Linked DNA regions of Homo sapiens: region 2 is linked to region 1. A link is an interaction called in ENCODE POLR2A ChIA-PET data of the cell type or tissue named here. Cell type or tissue: B cell. All regions are shown on one strand. Each heading gives the region's core, and the rest is flanking DNA. Links, peaks and the distances in the headings are about the cores only.

The links. ChIA-PET counts read pairs that join two places held together with the same protein. Peaks named below come from ENCODE experiments on the same cell type or tissue, not always from the same donor. Only the 100,000 strongest peaks of a DNase experiment are listed, where the experiment ranks them.
Region 2: POLR2A ChIA-PET joins it to region 1 with 5 read pairs; 4 of 35 experiments call an interaction of 5 or more read pairs at or near these places.

What each region holds. Positions count from the first base shown.
Region 1 is chr14:95,146,284-95,150,673 of GRCh38, reverse strand. All of the region lies in intron 1 of DICER1 (dicer 1, ribonuclease III), which reads left to right. Among named protein-coding and RNA genes, the nearest start is that of DICER1, 9.0 kb to the left of the region's middle. In B cell, for the core only: no CTCF peak of the experiment used is centred there; no DNase peak of the experiment used is centred there; H3K27ac peaks cover 2,574 bases.
Region 2 is chr14:95,370,273-95,374,662 of GRCh38, reverse strand. No RefSeq gene overlaps it. Among named protein-coding and RNA genes, the nearest start is that of LINC02292, 43 kb to the right of the region's middle. RefSeq lists enhancers at 2,729-3,281, 1,519-4,390. In B cell, for the core only: no CTCF peak of the experiment used is centred there; a DNase peak (open chromatin) is centred at 3,732.

The DNA.
Region 1 (4,390 bases), core at 139-4,138:
TAAATATTCTTTAGTAACCTTCACCCAATGGTTTTAGCATCCATTAATGATCCTTGCTTCAATCACTAATGTGATGGTTAAAAATGGTGACTTTTCTGTCATTCCTTCTACATTTATTAGTTGACATTCAGTAGAGTTTCGCCTGAATTTTAAACCTAACAAAATACGATTTCTTTTTTGTTGTTGTTAATGCTGAGTCTTGCTCTGTCTCTCAGGCTGGGGTGCAGTGGCGTGATCTTAGCTTACTGCAACCTCTGGCTCCTGGGTTCAAGCGATTCTCCTGTGTCAGCCTCCTGAGTAGCTGGGACTACAGGTGCAAGCCACTATATTGAGCTAATTTTTGTATTTTTTAAGTGGAGACGGGGTTTCACCATGTTAGCCAAGCTGGTCTCGAACTCCTGACCTCAAGTGATTCACCTGTCTCTGCCTCCCAAAGTGCTGGGATTGCAGGCATGAGCCACCGTGCCCGGCCTACAAAATACAGTTTGTAAAATGAGAAACTAAGTTGAGAAATAAGACTGTCTTGAGTTGGGTTTTCCCAGTTGCACCTGTAACTTTAAGAACTTTAAAATTGTTTCTGAAACATCTTCAAGGTTGGAGTCAGATTAGTTTGCATTAATATGGAAGAGAATTTTGTAGTGGTTGGAAGTTAACTGAGAAAACTAGGATGGGTATAGTCAGATGATACCAAAATTATCATTGCACTAACTGATACCTCTCTAGCTTTGACAGTTTCTAGTTAGCCTCGAATTATTCTTTTGGACTTGGGTGCCAAGATCGAGGATGTTAAGCTTGTTGAAATAATTTGGGTTGTTTAAAGTCTTTTAATTTAAAAGTGTCTAATTTGAGTTTTATATTTGACCTATAAAAAGCTGCTTTAATTCAATAGTTAAGATCAATAAAGCTTATTCTCAACATCGAATTAATTAATAAAAAATTATTCATGGATATTTACTTTCCTACATTCCAAACTACCTAGTCATTACAAATTTACAGTAACGTGAAAATCAAACAAATCATGAACTATGTAATATGAATGTGAGTATAGTATGAGATTATCTTTCAAAGATCTTAATACTCTTGAGGGAGATGGCAATAACAGCTAATATATGGGGCAGTAATATAATGAAGCCCGTGATGATTTGGGTGTTGTAGCTAGCCCATGTGTGCTAAATGAGAGGGGAGGGGACTAAAGTGATAGAGGTTTTTAGGGAAAGTTGTGGGGTGGGGTTCGTGAGAGGTGGCGAACTCTGTTGGTACACACTTGTTTTGGTGTTACGGGAAAGGCAGATAACATGAGATGTTGCGCAGAAGCTATGATGATGTAGTGCGTCACACTCTTGCCTGGACCTTTTAATATATTTGCTTTCCTGTCTCAATAAACATCCATCTTAACTCAGTAGTCTCTTATGTTCATTTTGTCTCTGGATTGACCTCCCTTTAGTATTTAAGTATTCATGTTATATATCTTAAAACAGCTTGACAAAGAGAAAATTGTGGCTCCTTTTTCCCAATGGATGCTCTTTCTTGGTGTAAAGGTAGAGGGTAGTCGTGAATTGAATAAAATTCTAGCACTCGTTGCACAGTGTTAAGAGTAAAGTATGTGCCTGTAGTCTCAGCTGCTCAGGAGGCTGAGATGGCAGGATCACTTGAGCCCAGGAGTTCAAGGCTGTAATGTGCTCTGATGGTGCCTGTAAATAGACAGAGTGAGACCCTGTCTCCAAATAAAAAATAAAAAAAAAGAGTAAAGTACAGAAACTTGGAATCAAATATGAACCTTAAAACTCACCTTGAAAGCTAGTGATGTGTTAAGTATTTATGTCTCTTGAAACAAAACTGTAGGACAAATGTCATTATAGGTAACTTGAAGGGGAGGGGTGGGTATCTGTGCTGTTTTGATGTGTTGAAATGTCATCTTTCTGAGAAGTACTCCAAGAAGTAAGCGGACCTTTGGCTTGCAGCCTGGAGACACTTCTTATATGGAGATCTTTGATGGGTGGAATTTGTTAAGATGGTATTTGACCTGTGTTCCACTTCAATTTTGGACCAATCTAATTTTAGGCATGATTATATTGAAATCTAAACATAACATATTTATGTTAGAGATTTAGAGAAACCCAGAAATTTATTTGGTTCAGATACAGTAATGCATGAAAAGAAGGCTAATGAATTTGTGGTTTAAATTGTAGGTACTATGATACTGTAAAATATATATTTGGTCTGTCCTCTACCCTATTCTTAGGCATACAAGGCTTGAAATCCTTAGAATCTCCAAAGTGATGTGTTTTTGTATGCTAATGATCGACTGGTGGCCGGTAGCTCCTGGTAGCTTCAAAATGGGGGCTGGTTACTGGGAAGACTAAGGCATGATTAGAGGTTTGGACTCAGACCCACCCTCCAACCTCTGGGGAGGGAAGAGGGGCTGAAGGTTAATCATGCCCAGGTAATGAGTCTTCATAAAAACCCTGAAGGACAGAGTTTGGAAAGCTTCTGGATAGTTGAACACATGGAGGTTCCTGGAGGGCAGTTTGCTCTGGGAGGGCTTGGAAGCTCTATACCCCTTCTCCATACCTAACCCTGTGCATGTCTTCATCTGGATCTTTGTAATATCCTTTACCTAATTAATTTACTTATTTTTATTGAGATGGACTCTCGCTGTGTTGACCAGGCCGGTCTCGAACTGCTGGCCTCAAGCGATCCTCCCATCTTGGCCTTCCAAAGTGCTAGGATTACAGGCGTGTGCCACTGCACCCAGCCTGTAATATCCTTTATAATAAACTGGTAAACATAAGTAAGTTTTTCCCCAAGGACTGTGAGCTGGTCTAGCAAGTTAAATCCCAGGAGGGCGTTGTGGGAACCCCAGTTAACTGATTGGTCGGGAGCACGGGCAAAAAATAACCTGAGGTTTGCAATTGACACGGAAGGGTGGGGGAGGTCTTGAGGACTGGAGCCCTCAACCTGTGGGATCTGATGCTATCTCCAGGTAGATAATGTTGGAATTCAGTCATTAATAGAAGACACCCAGCTGGTGTCCGCTGCAGAATTGATGGCTTGCTTGTTGTTGGGGAGAAACCCCACACATTTGGTCACAGAAATTTTATGTGGTGTGTGAGAACAAAGGAAAAACAGTTTGTGTGTGTTTTTTCCCACTCAGATATTCAGGTAAATGTTACCACATTTTGTGCCTTAACGGGGGAGGTTTTTACTCATTAATTCATTCATTCTAGAGACAGGGTCTTACTCTGGAGTGCAGTGGTGTGATCATGGCTCACTGCAGCCCCCCAGGCTCAGGTGATTCTTCCGCCTCAGCCTCCTGAGGAGTTGGGACTACAGGCACATGCCACCACACCTGGCTAATTTTTATATTTTTAGTAGAGATGGGGTTTTGCCATGTTTCCCAGGTTGGTCTCAGAATTCCTGGGCTCACGTGATCTGCCCACCTTGGCCTCCCAAATTGCTGGGATTATGGGTGTGAACCACTGCACACGGCTGGGAGGATGTTTTCAATACCTAAAACAGAATTGTATGTCTCTAGCTTATCGTCACACAAATCATCCACAGTTTGAAAGTTTGTTTTCCAATTCCCAATTCTGTGTGTTCAAGTTGTAGGAAATTTAAAATGCTGAAAAGTTTAAAGGAAAAATACTCATCCAAGTAATTCATCATTAATTTTTGGGTAAACTAATTTTCTCTCACCTCCTTCCTCTCTTCCTTTTCCTTCTTATCCTTTCTCACTTCCTTTTCCTTCTTAGCCTTCCTCACTCCCTCCCTTTTTCCTTTCCTTTAGTTTTTAACTAAGACATAATTATAGTCTCACTGTAAATAAAAGTGTTCTACTTTTTCATTTAAAGCCATTTACACAGGATTTTTCTCAGTCACTTTACCAGCTGGGGACCTTTGGCTGGTGACCCCCGTGTCCGGGCCTTGCTTGGCTATGCTACCCTCCCACTTGGCCTGCCTGTGCCACACCTGGCTTGTGCTCTGGCTCAGCTAGTGGCTGGGCCAGTCATGCCCCAGCCTACCTGTGTTACGGCTCATACCCACGTTTGGCGGTTCCTGAGTTCTTGTTCTGCATCCAAGAAGAATGAGGATATGCTGACAACTGAAGGGTGAGGAAGGCAGACGTAAATTTTATTGAGCAATGAAACAGTTCTCAGCAGAAAGGGGATGCGGGGGTGGTTCCCCACCCGAAGTTGTGTGGTTTTTCCCCCAGTGTGGCTGGGTCCTGGGCTTTTACAGGCTCAGAATAGGGGAGTGTGTGCTGATTGGTTTGTGAGTATGCAAAAAAAAGTTAAAAGCACCACTCAAAGGTGGGCTTGACAGTGTAAGAAACCAATTAGGGAAGTGTAGGTATATGTAAGATAGGTGAAGGGTGAGGATCAATCAGAGG
Region 2 (4,390 bases), core at 138-4,137, 220 kb before region 1:
AGTGGGAAGGTCTCTAGTGAGAGAGGACTCCTGTTCCAGGGGGAGAGCACAGGATTCAGGCTGGAGAAACAGCATGTCAACAGACCCAAGGGTTAAGTGTGTGCAATGCTGTGATTTAAGAAATACATATTTGGTCCCTGCCCCAGGCCCCTGACACACAGCTCCTGATGCCCTTGGACTCTCTGGAGTGATGAGTGTCTTTTTTATGCTAATGAGATGACTGGTGGCTGGCAGCATAGACCAAGGCAGGATTAGAGGGTTGGGACTTTAAGCCCCACCTCCAAACCTCTGCGGAGGGGACAGGGGCTGAGGGTTGAGTTGATCACCAATGGCCAGTGGTTTAATCCATCATGCCTACCTAATGAAGTCTCCATAAAACCTCAAAGGGACAGAGCTGGGGTGGGTCTCCAGATAGCTGAACACGTGGAGGTTCTTAGAGAGTGGTACAGCTGGACAGGGTGGGAGCTCTGTGCCCCTTTCCCCATGCCTTGCCCTGTGCTGCTCTTCCACCTGGCTGCTTACGGGCATCCTTTGTAATACCCTTTATAATAAATGGATCAATATATGTAAAGTGTTTCTCTGAGTTCTGTGAGCTGCTCTAGCAAATTAATCAAACCTGAAAAGGGGGCTGTGGGAACCCCTATTCATAGCCAATCAGTCAGAAGCTCAGGCCACAGTCTGGGGCTTGTGATTGACATCTGAAGTGAAGTGCAGTTTTGTGGGACTGAGCCCTCAGCCTGTGCGATCCGATGCTACGATCTGATGCTATCTCCAGGCAGACAGGGCCCGAATTGAATTGCAGGACACCCCGCTGGTGTCCGCTGGAGAACTGCGTGGCATGGGGGGAACCTCCCTGCACGTCTGATGTCAGAAGTGCTGTGCTGAGTGCTGTGCTGAGTGCTGTGAGAGATTAGGAAAAATGCCTTGGTTTTTCCCATCCTTGGTTAATGTAGAACCAAGAAAATCAAGCATGACGTTGGTGCAGGAAGGAGCAGAATCAGACCCACTGTGAGGGGCAAGGTGGCTGAGGGCCTCCATCAGCAAGATTAGGGATTGGGTTCTGGCCAGCTCTTGGGTTAGCAAGATTCGTGAGAGAGTGGGCAGAGGCCGTTGGTGCCCCATCCTCAGCTGACCCCAGGGAACACATTCCCACCCCCTCAGGCCATCTCCCGTGTCCTGTGCCTGACGAGCTTCTCCAGCAGCTGGAATGACCTTCACCGGGGCATAGCCTGGGTGGCTGCAAAAACTCCTTGGCTTCCTGCCCTTGGTGGGACGATTCCGAGGGGCACCAGATAGACTCTCAGAGGGTCCCTGGTGCACCGAGCTCCTGAGGCCCACCCACCACAACTGTCTCATGACCCTCCCTGGTTTTGGCTTTCCTCCCATCCCTGTTCCCTCATCTATTTCCTGGAACAACTTCCCAGATAAACTACTGACACCTAAGTCTCAGGACCTGCTTCATGGGCACCTCAAACTGTAAGTGAATAAAGGACAGTGGGCTGAACTGCAGGCTGAGTTGGCTCACATGGAGGTGAAATGAATGGCCCCGAGAGCTGGACGCACTGGTGTCTCTGTGATCACACTCTACTACAAGTGTGCGGCCACCTTCTCCAATCGGCCGAGTATAAAAAACAAAATTAAGACCCGCCCTGATCATTTCCTTCTTGTGGCTACCATATTTGTTTGCTTGGGCCTCGGCAACAAAGTACCACAGACTGGGGGGTGTAAACAACAGAAACTGACTTCCTCACTGTTCTGGAGGCTGGAAGTCTGAGATCAAGGTGTCAGCTGGGCTGGTTTCTGTTGAGGCCTCTCTCCTTGGCTTGCAGACGTCTGTCTTCTCCCTGTGTCCTCACATGGACTTCTCTGCGTGTATCTGTGTCCACATTTCCTCTTTTACGAGGGCATCAGTCCCATTGGATTAGAGCCCACCAGTTTGACCTCATTTTAGTTTAATTATCTTTTTAAAGACCCTATGTCCAGACTGGACACAGCAGCTCATGCCTATAATCCCAGCATTTTGGGAGGCCAAGGCAGGTGGATCACCTGAGGTTAGGTGTTCGAGACCAGCCTGGCCAACATGGCAAAAACCCATCTCTACTAAAAATACAAAAATTAGCTGGGCATGGTGGCGCACACCGTAGTCCCAGCTACTTGGGAGGCTGAGGCAGGAGAATATCTTGAACTTGGGAGGCAGAGGTTGCAGGGAGGTGGGGACAGTCATATTCTGAAGTACCTACATTCACAAGGACTTCATCATATGAATTTGGAGGGGGACATAATTCAGGTCAAACACTAATCCTGAATCTTTTTTTTTTTTTTTTTTTGAGACAGAGTCTTCCTCCATCCCCCAGGCTAAAGCGCAGTGGTGCGATCTTGGCTCACTGCAACTTCTGCCTCCCAGGTTCAAGCAATTCTCCTGCCTCAGCCTCCCGAGTAGCTGGGATTACAGGTGCCCACCACAGTGCCAGGCTAATTTTTGTATTTTCAGTAGAGATGGGGCTTCACCATCTTGGTCAGGCTGGTCTCAAACTCCTGACCTCGTGATCCACCCGCCTCGGCCTCCCAAAGTGCTGGGATTACAGGTGTGAGCCAATGCGCCGGGCCAATCCTGAATCTTTTATTACAAGCCGGCTGGCTAGTCATTTGGTTTGGTGGCCCACATGGGCTGACCTGTGGACAGCAGGGGACCCCCCGGGACAGGCACTCTCTCCCCAGGCATTGCCTTCCCCGCCTCAAACGCCAAGGTCACTCTGGCCATCTGCTGCCCAGAGCTCACTGTGAGCTTAACCCCCACTGGGGTTTTAAAATTTAAATCCCCTCGCAGAATATTATTCCCTGCACCTCTTTCCTATTCCGGGTCCCAAAGAAGGCGGCAGTCATTGAGACCCGGCCATTCAGTCCTCCCACGAGTGAGCTTGGGCTTTCAAGGTGCAGACGATCTGGAGTGGTTTGCACTTGTGTTTTAACGTCCTCCAACTCCAGAGCATTTCCCCGAGCACAGGAGAGGCCTGAGCTCCTTCCCTTCCACCTGCGTCTGCCCCATACAAAGCTCCGTTTGTGTCCCTGCGGCTGAGGAGAAACGGCTACTCCGCGCCACCTCATCCACCGACAGGCCACAAAAGCCCAAGCACGAGGTGAGGCTCAAAACAGGCCAGGCCCAGGCGCTGCCAAGCCAAACACAGAGGAAACGGGTGCGAGCCCAGCAGAGAAACCAGATTCCCCTGGAAATCGCTGCTCCCCGCCGTGTCTGGAAGGCCAGCCCCAATAAAGCGGCTCCGGAAGACCTGAAGGACCCCCATGGCCCTCATCTTGATGGAGATGCCAATAAAAATCTCAGAACATCCAGCCTGCAGGCCCTGTAGGCACTGCCCCGGGGCTGTAAACCCGGATACGAGCAGCTGGGGAGCCGGAGGGAAGAGGCCTGCTCCCAAGAAAGCCCACCAGCCAGCCCGGCCAGGCCCGCAAGTAACCGAGACGCCTTCAGGGAGAGGCAGGCAGGGCAGCCTGGACGGGAGGGAAGCCTGCAGCCGGGGCCCTGCTCCAAACCAGGTCCAAAGCTGTTAAATCCATGGGAACTTCAGGAAAGAGTAATGGCTGCCCAGAACTGCAGGTTCTTAAAGAAACCCGGGAGGAACCCGCCTCAGGAAGCAGCAACAGACCCTGCGGTTGTAAACTCAACTCGGAGGGCACCTTGGGGACACAGCTGTGCTCATGATAGAGGAGGAAGTGTGTGTGTGTGTGTGTGTGTGTGTGTGTGTGTGTCTGAATCCATGGCAAAGGACAGCCAAGTTATGCATACGTGTGCACTATTTGTGTCTCTGTATCGGGGGTGTTGTGGAGGCATATCCACAAATGTGTGTATTTGTGTGTCTGTAGCATTCTCAGATTTATCAAATAAAAATACAGGATGTCCAGTTAAATTTGAATGTAGGCAAAAAGCAAATACTTTTTGAATGTGAGTATTCCCAAATATTGCCTGGGACGTACTTATGCTAAAAAGTGCTCGTTGTTTATCTGAAATTCAAACGTAAGTGGGTGTCTTGTATTTCTCTAGCAACCCTATGTGTGCATGAATGTCTAAATTCAGAGTGACAATGACATTTGAGATCACAGAAGTGGTCTTTAATAAAGAGACAAATATATATACACACTCATATACTTTGCCTCCTTACACACACATATATAAAATGATACTATAATAGTCCTCAAAAGTTCTCCTAACAGGTGATTAGTCATTCTTTGTAAGAAGAAAATTAGGTGCCTTGTATGGTATGGTTGTAACCTAAATGCATTTAACTTGCAAATTCATCTACAGGAGCTTGCACAGACAGAGGCATAACACATGTAAATGGTGTGGTAATAGCTCCTGCTGTTCCACTCAGAGTTG